2 separate regions of the Homo sapiens genome follow, and region 2 is linked to region 1. Evidence: chromatin contacts called from ENCODE Hi-C or POLR2A ChIA-PET data. All regions are on one chromosome and are shown on one strand. The core of a region is the stretch at or near the end of the contact, and the rest is flanking DNA. Distances in the headings are between cores, read along the strand shown.

Region 1 (6,036 bases), core at 2,631-5,130:
GAGGCTGAAGGGGCCCCGAAACCCAAGAGTTAAGCGCTGTGGTGTGGGAGAGGTTGTGATGGCAGCAAACCCCAACCGTCACACACTCACCCTGCCCAAAACCAACTCTGTGGTCTTCTCCTTCCTTAAATTATACTTCCTCCAAAAAGGGTAAACACAAAAACTGTTTTTAAAAGTTGTTAAGGTTCATAAAAGTAAAACCTATTTGAAAAAATATAGAAGCAACTACCACAGAGCTACAAGAGGACCTGGGGGTGTATTACATATCTAGCCCCCTATTTTACAGATGAGGCAACTGAGGCCCAAAGATGTAAAGTGACTTGTCCAAACTCACAACTTCAGGATAATGGCAAAGGCAGAAGTAGGGCAGGGTGACCAGATTTCCACACTAGAGCCTTCCAAAGGAAATACTGAGGGAGAAAAAAGAAGAGGTTCCAGGCCCAGAAGGTGGGTAAGGAGCTGGGAGTCAGGGGCAGCAAAGAGTAAAAGATGATTGTCATGGGAGCCACCAGGAAGGAAATTAAGCCCCTCTGTGCTTTTTGGTGGAGGTAGGGTTTCAAACAAAGAGCAATCCAGTCCAAAGCTCCCAGGTTTTGCAGGTGAATCCCCGCATTCTGAAGAAGCACATACAAAGCCCAATGCCTTCTCCCCAGATGTTTCCATCTTAGTCGATATTTCAGGATGTGTGTGTGTGTGTGTGTGTGTGTGTGGCCTCGAAGATATCCTCTCTTTGAGGGTTGTGCCCTGGCTGGCAGCAGACGGGGAAGGGCTCTGGCAAAGAGATCCCGAAGAGTCTCCGAGATCAGTGCGGATTCCCCTCCCCAACACACACAAACACACACCCGCTTTGCTCCTTCCTTCCCCTCCCCCACTGACGATCAAATCCAGGTGAAGGGACCGAGGGCGGCAGGGTCGGTTTCCAAAGGCTTCGGCTGGAGCCGGGCGCCCTGCGCGCCCGCTTGTTCCTGCGCACACTCACAAGCACACTTACACACGCACAGACGCGCGCGCACACAGACTCTCACACGCACATGCACACCCTTGGCACCGCCCACCGCAGTGCTCCTCCAGCCCCCGGGAAACAGACAGGCAGCAACATGAATGAAATCTGCCCAGAAAGACTGCATTTCAGCTCCAACCGCGCAACCTCTGGCCAAACCGCCGAATATGTAACAAAGTTTTATTTCGCCTTTAGAGTCTCCAGTTACGTTTCTACCATTTCCTGTGGAAAATTGAAGCTTTGAAGTGTCTAGCTCCGGCTTTCGCAGACGGGCAGCACCGCCAGCGCGAGCTCTCGAAAACAAGCGCCCCGGCCCCACCCCCTTCAAGGACAGAACTGCGGGTTCAAACCTACCCAAGTCAGGCCTTCAAAACAGTGGGGCATGAAGAGACGATGATAGAACCTGCTGGAAACGACGCCCTAAACTAACAACCCCCTCCAGAACTGCCCCCCGCCAGCTCCATCCTGCCCAGATCCCCAGAGGCGCTCCTTCAGCCAAGTGGTGAGAGCTGCAGCTCCCTGCCAGAGGGAATGGAGAGGCCAAGAGCTGGGAGGCTGGAATTGGGGGCTTTGTCCATCCCGCAGCCCCCACCAGCTGTGTGCTCTAGCCCTCAAAAACTGCTCTGGAAAAACTTGGCACCGACAAGTCTTCCCGCACCCCAGTCTCACCACACACACCTTTACGACTGTCTAGGCCGTGCAAGCTTTCAACCATTCAGCCGGTACGGCCGCCAGGCCCCTCCTTCCCCCGTGCACTGCGTGCCCCCCGAGGGAGTGGGGAAGTGGGAGCACTGGATTGCGGAGAGCGGAACGCGCCTCCTCCCAAGTCCTAGGGAGCCCAATTCATGCGCCCAGGGAAGTGGCATCTTCAAGGTCAAAACAAACAGTGCAGGGGTGGAGTATATGTACTAAGCGCAAATGATCTCAACCCTGCTCCAAAAAATGGTGCTGGGTTTTGCTCACTGCCTGCTGGAGGCAGCTGTCGCCCCGCCCCGCACCGGGGGCGGAACCTCGCGCTCCCGGACCTGGGACAGCACCAGCAGCGTGAAATACGCGCACCCGAGTGCAGGAGCAAACAGGCAACCTCTTGTTCTGGCTACCTCCAGCCCGGCCGCCTCCTCAGCGGCTTGGGACAGCAGCGCGTGGCTGGGAAGACGCGGGAGGGGGACGCGAGGCAAACTTGCGCCAAGAGTTGGCCAGGTTAGGTGAGAGGGAGTGGCACCCGCGCAGACACTTACCGCTGGCGTTCTTCCCGCAGATCAGGTGCTGGTAGGGCTGCAGGAGACCCCAGATCTCCGAGTCGTTGTTGACCGTGTGCTCCAGGGTCTCCACGGTGAACTTGGGCGCCTCGTGGAGCGCATGGTGGTGGTGATGGTGGTGGTTGGCGGCGGCTGCCGGCGGGACTGCGGCGGCCGCGGCGGCCGGCGGGGCGCAACAGCTGCTGCCCCCGCTGGCGCTGCTGGCTGCGCTGCAGGCGCCGCCGCTCGCCGCTCCTCCCCCGGGCGCCTCCCGCTCTTTATCCGCCGCGGGGGCCGCACCAGGGCCCGAGCTCGGGCCTGGGCCGGAGCCCGAGCCTGACCCAGGGCCACTGCAGCTCCGGGGCACCCCGGAGGCCACGACCCGCGAGTAGATGTCCCGGAAGAGGCTCTCCATGCAGGCTGTCAGGTAGATGGCGGCGTGCTCGTGGATGCGCAGCGCCACGCGGCTGTCCACCATCCAGCGATACACGCGGCCCACGGAGAAGGTGAGGCCGCAGCGGGCCGACTTGCCGCGGCCCAGGCGGTCGCCGCCGGCGCTGCTCATGTTGTAGAGGGACAGTGCGGCCAGCGCAGCCGCCGTACAGTGCGCGGCCAGGCCCCAGGACAGCACGATCTCCATGGCGCTCTGGATCTCGTACTTGGTGCACTTGGCGAAGCGCAGGCTCAGGCGCTGCGCCTCTTTGGCTATGCGCACCAGCGCCCGGCTCACCAGCGTCGACAGCTTGGCCAGCGCGTCCTTGGGCAGGCCGCCGGGGACCGCCGGGCCTGCCCGGGGATCCCGCGAACGCAGCAGCAGCGCCTCCAGCTCCTGGAGAGTCCAGGGGACCTCGTCTAGGTCCGGCAGCAGCCGCGAGCAGTGCTGGCCGGCGCAGTCCAGCCCCTCGGAGTCTTCCACCAGGGCAGTGTTGACAGTGTCAAAGCTGTTGTGCCGGCTGTGCATGGAGTCAGCTAGAGGCGGCCAGCAGCTCCCGCCATACGGGGACGCCGGGTGCGAGTCGGAACAGCACAAAGACAAGTTGGAGGAGCGCACCGAGTCCGCCGCGCCACCATAACCCGAGTCCAGCGTCAGATCCTCCAGCGTTCTCACCACGGGCTTCTTACCTCTCCTGGCCATCGCTGCGCCACTTCATGCTGCAGCCGCCTGGGAGCCAAAGGGAAGGAGCGGCGAGGAGCAGCGAGTGCCGCGGGGCGCGGGGAGAGCCGAGTCCGCGCCGCCTTGGCTCACTTTTCCACTAGCCGCTGCTACCAACTGTTAGTACTTTCGGCTGCCTCCCGGAACTGCCGCCGCTGGAATATACAGAGCAGACCCTGGAGTCATCTTCCAGAGTCCGGGCCGGAGCTGGGCGCAATGGGGAGCGAGCCAGGCCGGGAAGGAAGCTCCCGCCGGGGCTTGCCCCTTTCTTCCAAAATAAAAAGTGTCTAGACCGCTCTTCCCTGAGCCCCGCTGGGCGCAGTAGCCACCGGGCGCCGGCCACGGTGTTCGTGGGACTGAGACCACCCCAGATGCCGCCGCCGCCGCAGCTCCGCGGGCAGCTGGCTCCCGGCTCCCGGCTCCCAGTTCCCGGCCCTGGTTCGCTCGGCGCCAGCCTGCCCTGCACCGGAGCGCAGCAGCGGCCGTGGCGGCTGCAAACCTTGCCGAACCCCAGCAAACCCCGGGCAGCCAGTGGGACGGGCGTATGCAAAGCAGGGGCGGCGGAGAGCCAGTGGAATCGGAGAATGCTAATTACCTCGCTTTTTTTTTTTTTTTTTAAATCCCTCCTCCCCATGCGGCCCCGCCCCTCACACACGCCCCCGGCGGACACCGAGGCTGCAGGAAGTGGGGAGCAGTGGCCAGGGACTTGGGGAACCCTTGCAAGCGTAGAGACGTGGATGCTGCCCCCTGCTGCTGTCCCTGCCCGCATTCTCCCGGAGGGTGGTGGGTTGGGCCGGTGACCTCCCCACCTAGGTGTGCTCTCCACCGCGGTTCACAAGGTGTCTGCCTGACGGTCGCTCTCTCCCCTGCGGTTCGCATTTCACTTTTTTCCCCCCGTAACACCTGAAACATGGTTTTCCTCCCTCTCTATTCCCACTTCGGGTACGCAAACCAATTAGTGCGGCCCTCTTTCAGCCGGGGTTTGCTCCAGCATGGAGGGAAATAAGCCTGTCGAGCGGAGGCCCGTGGCGGTGGACACCACTGGGAGGCCGGATCTCCGGCCATTCGCCACCTGCCACTAGGGCGCGTTAACTCGATTCCTTTCAGTAGCCAGGAGGACCCTGTCCCTGCTTCAAAGTCCTGGGCGTGTGCTGCAGGGAGGGCTCAAGCACCACTTTGCCATCCTGGTGGGCATCTTTCCAAATAGCTCGGCCTTCTTAAAAGGAGTAAATTTGCTCAAAGGAGAATCTTCTTTCCTGACTAAAGAAAGATATAATATATATATGCATGGCTTAGCTGCATTCCTGTGTCAAATAGCATCGTGTCATCTACTTGTCTGTCCCCACCCACCCAGGCAGAAACCATATCTTACACACATGGGGATTCCTAGCTCCGCACACTGTGTCTCTCAGCTTAGAATCCCCTCCTATAGGAAGCTGGCCCAGATGTTTCAAGACTGGCTTCGGTGCTTCCACTGCCTCTATCCCCTTCTGTGGTTGCTGATTTCTGGGCCCTTGCAACACTAGGTTGCAAAAGCCTGGTTACTTGTCTGGATTCTACACTGGGCTAGGGGTTCCCATGCATAGTCCTGGCACAGTATAAGTGCTCAGTAAATATTTGTTGTAAATTGATGAAGGACGTAAGGATATGCTTTTAAATTGTTGCTTTGAATGTTCAACAATGGCCAACAGGTATATGCAAATATGCTCAACATCACTAATCATTCGGGAGATGCAAATCAAAACCACAATGAAATATCACTTCACACCTGTAAGGATGGCTATTATCAAAAAGTCAAAAGATAACAAGTGTTGGCAAGGATGTGGAAAAAAGAGAACCTTTGTACACTGATGGTGGGGTGTAAATGAGTACAGCCATTATGGAAAACAGCATGGAGGTTCCCAAAAATAAAAATAGAACTACCATGTGATCCAGCAATCCCACTTCTGAGTATACACCCAAAGAAAATAAAATCTCAGTCGAGTGCAGTGGCTCTCGCCTGTAATGCCAGCACTTTGGGAGGTTGAGGCGGGCAGATCACTTGAGGTCAGGAGTTGGAGACCAGCCAGACCAACATGGTGAAACCCCATCTTTACTAAAAATACAAAAATTTGCCAGGCATGGTGGTGCACACCTGTAGTCCCAGCTACTCGGGAGGCTGAAGCACAAGAATTGCTTGAACCCAGGAGGCAGAGGTTGCAGTGAGCCAAGATTGCACCACTGCACCTCAGCCTGGGTGACAGAGTGAGACTCCATCTCAAAAGAAAGAAAAAAAAAAGGAAAAGAACATCTCTGTCTTGAAGGGAGAGATGCACTTCCATGTTCATTGCAGTTTATTCACAATAACCAAGATGTGGAAACATATCTAAGTGTCCATCCACAGATAAATGGGTAAAGACAATGTGGTGTGTATATATCTGCAATGGAATATTATTCAGCTCTAAAAAAGAAGGAAATCCTGTCATTTGCAGTAACATCATGAACTTGGAGAATATTATCCTAAGTGAAATAGGCCAGACACAGAAAGACAAGTACTGCATGATCTCATTTATACGTCGACTCTTTAAAAAAAAGTTGAACTCATAGTAACAAAAAGTAGAATGGTGGCTACCAGGGGCTGGAGTGTGGGCAAAAAGGGGACAATA
Region 2 (3,141 bases), core at 1-2,500, 440 kb before region 1:
TTTTTGCCTTTATTTTCCTCTGTAAGTATTATGGTTTTAGCTCTTACATTTATGTGACCTGATTTTTATGTTCACCTCTCAACTTAATAAAATTGTTCCAAAAGAACAGACATCCAAACCCAAACCTAGTGAAAGCATTCGGCCGGTAATAAGATACATCATCATTCTCTAGGCTCCAGATTTGAAGTGGCATTTCAGGGAATACTGTCTCTCAGTTGAGATGATGACCTTCTTGATTTAGATTTCTATTTGTTGTCAACAGAGAGCAAAACCAATGTGACCTGCCTGCCAATGTTCAGTGAAGTTTCCTCATCTGGAATGTGCTTTCCCCCCATGAGAAGTAAACGAAGGGAAACATTATGGGGGTTGACACCCCTCCCAGCTCTCGTCCAAAAGGTTGCATGTGCCTCTACCCTTTCACATTAGACTGAATTTTCAAAATTCATCAGTTCCCACTAGACTGCAGGCAGGTGAAGGTCAGGGCTTGTGCCTTGCTCTGTATCCCTAGGTTTGAGATGTAATTCAACAGACGCTTTGTGAATGACAGGAAGAATTCCTGGGTCTGCTGTTCTGCTGGTGTAAGGGAGCCACCAGGCAGTGTGGTGTAATTTCAACGTCTACTGCTCAGGAGCTTGGGACCACCTTCCTTTAAAGCCATCTCGGTACTCCTAGCGTTAGGCACAGTGCCTGGCGCGCAGTAGAGAACTGAGGGCAGAGAAAAGGGGAAGGAAATTTTGTTTAAAATCCCAAACCCCAGCATTTACGACGGGAAGCAGGGAAACTGGGCAGCCTTCAGGTGTAGCAGACGGCCGAAAATATTCAGGATAGAATCCCAATTCCTCCTGGGCAGCAGAGGCAACCCTCGGGGCCAAATCCCATACTTCGAATTTTGGGGGCTTTGTGTGGACCCATGCTTCTCTAGTAGGGGAATGTCATGAAGACGAAATCCTGAGTCTGCGGGATTTAGGGGATTCAAAACTCAATCCCTGCAGGAACAGCAGCCCTGGTCGCCTAGCAACCATGGGCCGATCGCTCGGCGCTCGATTCTACCCGGCCGGATGGAGACGCGGAACTCCCGGCCGAGCCTCTCGCGGCCAGTGCCTCTGCCGTGCGCACGCGCGGAGGGGCCTGGGCTGGGAGAAGGGCGACGCGGTGCGCGGGCGCCGCTTGCGGGCCGCGGCGGGGAGGGCGCACGCACGAGGGGCGGAGCGGCGGGCGCTGAGAGTGGCTGAGGATCCGGAAACGCGCCGCAGAGGGTGCGGCCCAGAGGAGGCCGCGGGCCGGGAAGGGCCGGGCGGGACGGGAAACGTTAGGGCAGCGGCCCCCGGGGTGAGGGGGCCGAGCGGACGGGCAGGGCCCCGAGGCGAACTCTGCCCGGATGAGGAACAAAGCAGTGGGGCAGGCGCGTGCGCCCCCAGCGCAGCTGGCAGGTGGGCTGCGCGCGGGCCCGGCCGGAGCGGGGCGGGGCGCGGCGGCCCGGCCTGCGGGCCGCGGGCGGGCTAATCCACAGCCCTTGGGTGGCGGTGTCGGCAGCGCCTGGGGCTTTCGGGTAGCTGGGATGGGGGCTGCGACCTTGTTGTGGTTTTGGTGACCGCTCTTGTCCCCACTCCCCCAGGTTGGGCAGCCCCCTTCCCGAAGCTTCTGGACGGAAGGCCCCAGGTGTTCCCCGAGATGCCCCAACCCGTGGCGGGGTGCACGGCCACCGGCCCTCGGGAGAAGTTGGGCGGCCCCGGGCGACCCCGGGGACGAGTGGCCGCGTCGGTGCAGCGGTTGTGAGCAAGATGTGGTAGCACGTGACCCTGGAACGCAAACCCTGATGCCTGTTCCCCACCACCCGAGCGCTCCTTTCTCTGATATTTGGCCCCAAGCCGATGCATCACAGGTGAGTAGGGAGGTGGGCTTCAGCACTGGTGACATCGTTGGAAACTCTGGCGAGTGAGTGTCCAGGGTCAGTGCCGTTGTTTTTGGTGCCATTGAGAAGGTTACAGGTGTGATTTGCAAAGGAAACAAATCCAGAAACTAGTGTTGGGTGGAATGTAATCTCATGCATCCTAATTTACTCCACATGTGGAAAGTTGTTCCCAGTAGCCACACGTTTATTGTTGGCTTGTTGACACCTTTTCCTGTGTCTTTCAGTTATTTGAGCGTTTAATATATTTTTCCGGATTCCAACGTGTATTGTTATCTTATTATGCTTCACCTTGAGTTTTGCTGGTATGGCAGGGACGATAGTGAGGGAATTAAGTTCTTAATTCTGCAAGCTTCATGCTGATGTTTAAGTACAGAAGCAGGCCACAGAAATTGTTGCATTTGGCTGTTTTTTCAAGGCCCTTTCAAAGGCCGTATGTTTAGAATAAGGAAGATAAGGCACAAATTCATTGAAATTATTGAAGCCCCACTGCATTTTTCAAAGTGGCTGCATTTCAGTTAGTTTATTATATTTTATGCGAAGAAAAAGGTGTAAAATCAGCAACTGGCAGATGGTTGCATAGGTCAGTTAGAAACACACACATAAACTGTAGAACTGTGTAGGAAATTATTTTACCCTAAATGAGTAGGGAAGATAGAGCTTAGTATCTTGATTCTTGCCTTCTTCCGGGATTGCTTCTTAGAATCTCATAGGAGAAAGAAAATGAGAATAGAACTGCATTTTAGAATGAGAAAGTCTTATGAGGATCATATTGTACATTCCCTTCATCTGCCTTCTCTCTGTGGGATACTCATTACCTTTGGTTTATGGCTGCTGAGGTCATCACGTTTTAGTGACTCACAACAAAGCAGAAATCTGCTGAGCCTCTCGCATTAAACTCTGGTTTGAACTGGTTTGAGAAGGCCTAGGAGTCAACCTAGAAACACCATGCTGATTTTTATCTTGAAATTAAATAAATATTCAGGAATTTTCAGAATGAGAGTTGAAGGTGCAGACTTGTAGTTGTACTTTTAAAAAAATATTGTAACCAATTTGTTAAGTAGGCTGTTACAGCTGTAGTGATTGTAGTGTTTTAATTATGGTTGTAGCTATAAAGAGTTAGGGAAAAGTCTGTTTTAAACCAACTCAAGCCCAGCAACTTTCAAAATTAAGGTAGATATGTTTTCTTTAGGCTACAGGGATTTTTTGCTTTTTTTGTTTTTAAGACACAG

The links. A loop is a pair of places that touch in the nucleus more often than their neighbours do. ChIA-PET counts read pairs that join two places held with the same protein, here RNA polymerase II (POLR2A). Pooled maps may share reads with other maps.
Region 2: a loop to region 1 is called in a map of naive thymus-derived CD4-positive, alpha-beta T cell, with 11 times the contacts of the local background. The contact joins the promoter of PRDM4 here to the promoter of ABTB3 in region 1. A Hi-C loop is called at or near these places in 2 of 168 maps with a recorded cell type or tissue (both naive thymus-derived CD4-positive, alpha-beta T cell) and 8 of 50 pooled maps. POLR2A ChIA-PET finds 5 or more read pairs at or near these places in 1 of 52 experiments (activated CD4-positive, alpha-beta memory T cell).

The regions. Positions count from the first base shown.
Region 1 is chr12:107,316,278-107,322,313 of GRCh38, reverse strand. ABTB3 (ankyrin repeat and BTB domain containing 3) reads right to left here and starts at 3,880. Exons shown (of 17, transcript NM_001018072.2): 1 at 2,239-3,880. The coding sequence starts at 3,373. RefSeq lists an enhancer at 2,659-3,378.
Region 2 is chr12:107,759,246-107,762,386 of GRCh38, reverse strand. It overlaps PRDM4 (PR/SET domain 4), which reads left to right and starts at 1,250. Exons shown (of 12, transcript NM_012406.4): 1 at 1,250-1,430; 2 at 1,616-1,882. The coding sequence starts at 1,872. It overlaps PRDM4-AS1 (PRDM4 antisense RNA 1), which reads right to left. Exons shown (of 5, transcript NR_120474.1): 5 at 2,419-2,615. RefSeq lists silencers at 960-1,539, 1,590-1,699.